2 separate regions of the Homo sapiens genome follow, and region 1 is linked to region 2. A link is a contact called in ENCODE Hi-C or POLR2A ChIA-PET data. All regions are on one chromosome and are shown on one strand. The core of a region is the stretch at or near the end of the contact, and the rest is flanking DNA. Distances in the headings are between cores, read along the strand shown. Region 1 overlaps PCNT (pericentrin). Region 2 holds the start of PRMT2 (protein arginine methyltransferase 2).

Evidence for each region. A loop is a pair of places that touch in the nucleus more often than their neighbours do. ChIA-PET counts read pairs that join two places held with the same protein, here RNA polymerase II (POLR2A). Pooled maps may share reads with other maps.
Region 1: a loop to region 2 is called in a pooled map, with 5 times the contacts of the local background. The contact joins the enhancer-like site here to the promoter of PRMT2 in region 2. A Hi-C loop is called at or near these places in 1 of 37 single-sample maps with no recorded cell type and 6 of 50 pooled maps. POLR2A ChIA-PET finds 5 or more read pairs at or near these places in 2 of 52 experiments (OCI-LY7 and activated T-cell).

Annotation. Positions count from the first base shown.
Region 1 is chr21:46,368,289-46,371,836 of GRCh38, reverse strand. The region is part of intron 15 of PCNT (pericentrin); the gene reads right to left. Among named protein-coding and RNA genes, the nearest start is that of PCNT, 46 kb to the right of the region's middle. RefSeq lists enhancers at 2,781-2,860, 3,321-3,450. Within about 2 kb of position 2,201, at least 6 of the 41 ENCODE cell types and tissues checked have a DNase peak (open chromatin) inside an H3K27ac peak, as active enhancers do.
Region 2 is chr21:46,633,772-46,637,212 of GRCh38, reverse strand. PRMT2 (protein arginine methyltransferase 2) reads right to left here and starts at 1,539. Exons shown (of 12, transcript NM_206962.4): 1 at 1,450-1,539; 2 at 666-774; 3 at 223-317. The coding sequence starts at 261. RefSeq lists silencers at 1,121-1,670, 1,781-2,000 and an enhancer at 1,771-2,441.

The sequences.
Region 1 (3,548 bases), core at 952-3,451, 270 kb after region 2:
GCTGTGTCTGCATGTGTGTGTGCATGTGCTGTGTGTGCACATGTGCTGTGTGTGCGTGTGCTCATCATGCAGACCAGCAGGCGGGGTGGTGGCGCCTGGATGGGGCAGGTGCACGGGTCCACAAGTGGGGAGACCTTGCTGCTTAAATGCAGTCCTGCATAGGTGCAGAGAATCAAGACCACAGCAGGTGGCAGGGGACCTCAGCCAGGCCCCTTCACGGCCACCTTGGGAATCCAAGGGGGATTCCGACTACTCAGTCTGGCTTCTTCTGACACAATTTGGTACCAGTGCTTACGCATATTCTGACACACAAGATTTTAAAAAACTGAAAAAGTAAGTAACTACACTGGCCAGGTGCAGAGGCTCACACCTGTAATCCCAGTGCTTTGGGGAGGCCAAGGCGGGAGGATCACTTGAGCCCATGAGTTCAAGACCAGCCTGGGAGACAAAACAATAAAAATTAGCGAGGCGTGGTGGCCCGTGCCTGTATCCCAGCTACTTGGGAGGCTGAGGTGGGAGGACTGCTTGAGCCTGGGAGGCAGAGGTTGCAGTGAGCCAGGATCGTGACACTGCACTCTAGACTTTTTTTGAGACTCCGTCTTTAAAAAAAAAAAAAAAAAAAGAAAGAAAGAAAATAAACCATACTGTGTGCAGATTTCTTTCTTTTTTTCCTGCAGCCTCAGATTCCCAGGTTCAAGCAATTTTCTCTCCTCAGCCTCCCAAGTAGCTGGAACTACAGGCCTGCACCACCATGCCTGGTTAATTTTTATTTATTATTTTTATTTTCATATATATATTTTTTGAGACGGAGTCTCGCTCTGTCGCCCAGGCTGGAGGGCAATGGCGCGATCTCAGCTCACCACAACCTCCGCCTCCCGGGTTCACACCACTCTCCTGCTTCAACCTCCAGAATAGCTGGGACTACAGGCGCCCACCACCATGCCTGTCTAATTTTTTGTATTTTTAGTAGAAACGGGGTTCCACCGTGTTAGCCAGGACGGTCTTGATCTCCTGACCTCATGATCTGCCCGCCTTAGCCTCCCAAAGTGCTGGGATTACAGGCGTGAGCCACCGCGCCCGGCCGATTTTTATTTTTAGAAGTGGACTCTTGCTATGTTCCCCAGGCTGGTCTCGAACTCCTGAGCTCAAGAGATCATCCCACTGTGGCCTCCCGAAGCCCTGGGATTACAGGCATGAGCCCCAAGCCCAGCCCGTGTGCAGATTTATAAGAGCAACTAAATGTGCTTCTGTGTCTACACAAGCCACATCCCCTGCACCAGTCCAACCTGGGATGACCCCTCCAGCTAAGCGTGGCTTCCCCTGTCAGCCCCCAGGCTCTCCATGCCCCTCCCTATGCCATCATCAGCTGGCAGGCACCCCTCACTATCCCCCCAGCTGCCTAGCGCGACACCCAGGATGAGCCCCAGCCTCCCCGACCCCCGCACCTCCCAGGCTCTGAATCGCCTCCACTTTGTGTTTCGTCCAGCTGCCAAGTAGCCTGTAGGACAGATCTGGTCGCGCCACAGACCACTCACTGCCTGCAGACCAGACCAGAACCCTGCCCTCCGGAGGCCCCAACAGGAGGGGAGGCCAACCAAAGACACCCCCCCCCGGATGCCCACCCCTGCAGCTGCCTCGCTGGCCAGGTGCACTGACACATCTGCCCCCACGAAGCTGCACTCTTTGAGCACAGACCCCACTGCACGCACAATCCAGCGGCTCCAAGTGTATCCGTAAGTGCCTGAACGCTCTGATGAAGACTCAGGGCAGAGAAGCCGGGGAGGCACCCCTGTGGGAACCACACACGTGGAGCTGCTCACCTGCACAGCCCCTCCCGCAGCACCTGTAGCTCCCCCAGCACCCCCAGAACCTCCGGCTCCCCCGGCTCCTCCAGCTCCGCCTGCCCTGCTTGATGCTCCTGCATCTTGGCAGCGTACATCTCTGAGTTCCTGCAGGGCCGCTTGGTGCTGATGCTCCAGGAGCAGGACCTTGGCACCCACCCTGTCCAGGGCTTTGGTCCTCTCTGCCTCCAGCAGGCGTCTCTGATTGCACAGGGCTGCGACCAGCTCCTTCCGTCCAGGAAACATCCAGATGTGCCACATCCCCACACAGGGCACAGAAGGTGCACACGCTCCACATGCTTCCTCTGACTAAATCAGGCCGTGGTTTGAAACACACACTTCATGTGTGATATGCAAGTTCCTCCTTTCTGAATATTCTTTCAGAACTTCATTTTCTTTAAACCAAACAAACCAAGAAAACCTAATTTTAAATCCACAGCTTGGGAACAAGTGCTATTCTCCAAAGCATCTGTTTGCCTATGATCAAAACTGGGAACGAAAGGAAACTGAAGCTGGCATCTGAGGACTGGCCTGGAGGGCAGCTCCCAGCAGCATCAGACCCCTGTCTAATTTTGTCCAGAAAGACAACATGGCTCCAGCTTCTCTCAAGAGGCACCTCCCAAGCTGGGAGCAGTGGCTCATGCCTGTAATTCCAACTACCTGGGAGGCCAAGGCAAGAGGATCTCTTGAGCCCAAGAGTTCGAGACTAGCCTGGGCAACACAGGGAGACCCTGTCTTTTAAAAAACAAAAAAGAAACAAACAAAACACATCCCCAGGACTCCCTGACATGTGGTGAAGACAAGGACAGGACACAGAGGCCTGAGACAGGCAACTGACTGCACCTTACTCAGGAGAGCAGAGGGAGCCTGAACATATTCTGCTTTCTAGGAATTCCCCCAAGATCACATGCTCAGACCACACAAAACAGACAGCCTGAAACATAACATGAAACCCTCACAGCGATTAAAGAAGGTTCCACTTTTCTCCTGTTCTTACACAGAGCTGAAGGAAAGCAAACAATAAGCCAACGCTTTGGAGCCTCACAACTGTTCCCCACAGTCAGGAAGGAGGAAGCCCTCCCGTGGCATGCTGGTATCAGGAAATCAACGTATCCACCTTATCCAAGCTGGCAATTCCCTCGTTTATAGTTTGGAACGTGTACTTCTTAAACGTCTGACAAGGTATTGATCTGCCAGAACAACCATTTCTAACTGCCTCATCAGCTCTAGCCCATGCCCCATCCACCGTGCAGCCAGGCCTATGCATCCCCTTCCTGCAGGGAGATAGGCCAGCCCCAGTGGCTCCACATGCTCAACAGAGCAGACTCATCTATTTCAAGGTGAGAAAACCTCAGAGACCTCACTGAGGGCAGAGAAAGCACAAGGTGTGTGTGATACGACAACACGTGTCCTTTCCTGAGTCACAGGCACTGCAGCTTCTGCAGTCAGGCGCCAGCCCAGGGCAAGAGGGACTTCGCCAGAAATTCTTCTTCATGATAAAAACTTGGAAGTGCCTGTCAAATGAACCATCACCGCTTTTTTTTTTTTGAGACAGAGTCTTGCTCTGTCTCCCAGGCTGGAGTGCACTGGTGCGATCTCGGATCACTGCAAGCTCCGCCTCCCGGGTTCACATCATTCTCCTGCCTCAGCCTCCCAAGTAGCTGGGACTACAGGCGTCCGCCACCACCCCCAGCTAATTTTTTTTTG
Region 2 (3,441 bases), core at 290-2,789:
CTAAGTATTTCCTTAGAATTGTTATGGTGCCCAATGCAGGATGTCACCTTACAGGCACTGCGTTTCCTCTGCCTCACAATCTTCACATTTAAGCATTCTACTGCCGGTGGCCACCTTCCAAGGCACAAGCCAAGCTCCATCACATCTGTGAGCTGACGCTTAGCTCTCTGTAATGCTCACATTCATTAAACACAGATTTTTAGGAAGTGGAACGGAAATTACCTGCGATTCACTTCTGGGACAGTCACCTGATGTTGCCATAGTTCTCTTAGGCTCTGCCTCATAACTGCTGATTTATTTCATTTTCTTTTCCATTTCTACTTTTAAAAAGAGAAGGAGACACAAAGTACTTGTTACATTGCTTAATAATTGAGTTCACTTAACTTCTAATGTGCATGATGTCCTCTACCAAATAGAAGTAAAATGTGTATGTGTGAAGATTAGTGTAGAAATGAAAATTTACAATACTTTACAGAGACAAAAGCATTTAAAAATCATAAACTTCAAATAGTGTGTTTTCTTCACTAGTCTGCAAGGTGTTAATCTTGTTCATTTGCTGAAGCCTGTTAGTTTCTGTTAGATCAGGTGTCGACTTAAGGCAATAAATCAGTATTCATTAATTTCTTAGAAGTGTGATAGCTTTAATTCCAATTAAAAGTCCCTACCTGGGACCTTACAGTGTTTCCACTAACAGGAACCAAGGTCTGCATCTTCCAGTCTTTTCCTTCTTCTCAATTCGTATTTTTCCAGTGATAGTGTAATCCACACACTGCTCTGGGATCAATGTGTTTTTAAAATTGCATAGCAATTCTTTGTTTAAAATGCATGCTTCACTTCTAAATCCAGACTTGAAGCTTATTTTTGTGATATTCGTAGTTACAAATGCTTACTGATTTGCATAATTATATTTTCATTGGAAGACCTGGGTCCAAACTGGGACGGGGTCGGAGTGGAGGCCGCAGTGCGCGCAGGACCCTGCCCTCCTAAGATGCCCTCGGGAGGAACAGGATCATGGAGGGTTGGAACAGGTGGCCAGTGAAGGGGGGTGAGAAGGGGGCAGGAAGCGAGAGGGCCACGCGTGGACGCAGGGGCACGAGAGGGTCAGGCTGGGACAGCGCCGCGAGCTTCGGGGCAGGGGCCGCCAGGCAGGTGGGCGTGGCCGCGAAGGGCGTGACAGAGATGGTGGTGGGGTGGGCGTGGCCGTAGAAGGCGCTGGACGGCGGGAGTGGCCGGGAAGGGGTGCGGCACGCAGGGAAGGGTGTGACGGGGACCGAGCTCCCGTTTGGACGCCAGGGAAAGTGGCTGAGATCGCGAAGGCGCTCGGAGGTCCCAAAAGGGGGCGGAGGCCTCTGTCCGCCAGCGACGCACACGCAGTGCGAGGACGCCTCACCTGGCCTGTCCTTCCTTACGTGCAGTCCAGCCATCTGAGCTGCCCATCAGGACACCTACCTCAATCGCGTTTCTCCGCTGAGTTCCGCGTCCACACCGCCAGCGCGGAGGGGTGGACGGTCCTTTCCAGGAGCCTGAGCCACCGCCCTCAACCCGCGCAAGCGCAGTGCACGCAGGCCGTCAGCCGGGAAGGCCCCGCCCAGGGCCCGGCGCCCCGCGCAGGCGCAGTCCTAAGACGTCCCCCATTCCAGGGAAGCCAAGCCACCGCCCTCGACTTGCGCCGGCGCGTCGCTCACAGATCGTCTGCAGCTGGGGCTGCGCCCCGCGCAGGCGCACTTCACATCTGCGCGTCCCGCGGTCTTGCGAGGCGAGGCCAGGTTCTCCATGTGTGGAGCTCGTCCCCAATCGCCCAGCCCAGCCGCGGGGTTGGGGGGCTCGGCTTGGGGTCCGACCCAGAGGGGCGCGGGGCAGGAGTCCGACCTGGGGCGGGGGGCGGGTTTGGGCCATTCACGGCTTGGGAAGCGACAACCCCTACGAGCCACAAAATGGCTGGGGCTTGGGGGACCCCCCACCTCCTCTGTCTTCCCGCAAATAATTCAGTTAACTTTCCCATCCGCGCTGCGCAGTGTGCGCCCTCTGCCTTTCTTCTGGATAAGTGGAAGCAGAATGATGACGTTTCTGTTGTGGGGAGAGGAAGTTTGGGGTTAAGGAGAAATGGGTGGCGCTAATGCCTGTAAAACATAAAATTCGAAGCCCCCCCTCCCCCGCAGCCGTCTGACTGGACTCCCTCCTTTACCAGGGGACCCTGAAGTTCAACCTGAGAGACTATTCTGGCCTCGAAGGGAAGTAAGAGTTGGACATGCCTTTTTACACTCCTCCAGCATTAACATCAAGGCAGACCTTAAGTCTGATTTAAAAAAAAAAATGTGGAAGGAAAATAAATTTGGGGGCCGCAAAATCATTAAGCTTAAAAGGAAAAGTCAAGTTGGGAACTGCTTAGGGCAAACCTGCCTCCCATTCTGTTCAAAGTCATCTCTCAGCTCACTGAGATAAATGCGTATCTGATTGCCACCTCTGGAGAGGCTAACCAGAAACTCAAGGGAATGCAATGATTTGTCTCATATTTACCTATGACCTGGAAGCTCCCTCCTGCCTTTGCTTTGAGTTGTCCCGCCCTTCCGGACCAAACCAATGTTCATCTTACATATATTGATTGATGTCTCATGTCTCCCTAAAACGTATAAAACCAAACTGTGCTCTGACCACCTTGGGCACATGTCATCAGGGCCTCCGACGGCCGTGTCATGGGCGTGCATCCTTAAATTCAGCAAAATAAACTTCCTAAGTTGACTGAGATCTGACTCAGATATTCAAGGTTCACATTTTGGTAACCACAAAGGGATTCTGAGTAGAGGTGCCACTGACCTTTGACAAATCTGTCAGTCCTTAGTACCAGCTTGAGCTATCTTTATGGCTCAAACCAATAGGACAATTTGCTGAGGCCTGGAAGCACCCCCTCCAGAGAATCCCTGATCTACCCAGATTTAGTCAAGATCTAGTTTATTTTGCTGTACAACTCCTTTTGTGTGTTGGGCGGGGGTTGGGGGGCGGGGTGTGCTTTACTCTCTTCCAACATAAGGAAGTAGTAGTTTTTTCCTGCTTCCATGACAATGGAAGGCAGGTAACTCGTTTATGGAGTTTGAGCTCGCTTCCCACAGGAAAGATGAGGGGTTTTCTTCCTCTGCTTCTAGGGTGGTAGAGAGCAATCTTCAGCCTCAGACCCATCCCTAGGAAGTAACTGAATTGGGGTTTGTCTTGGCTATTAAGATTAACAACCAGCTGGTCTTAATTTCTCCTTACCATTAGTGTGCTCAGTAACCTTATAAATTGCCCAATCCTTCGTTTCGCTTAACTGGTTTTTTTGTTGTTGTTTCTGTTTTTTGTTCTTTTGTCTTTTTCGCATTGAGTTTGACGAACTCTATCTGACTTGATCGAAACCAAAGGAAAGTTCCAAATTATGAGAAGTGAGGCCTCTGAAGTGGCTAAGTTTCA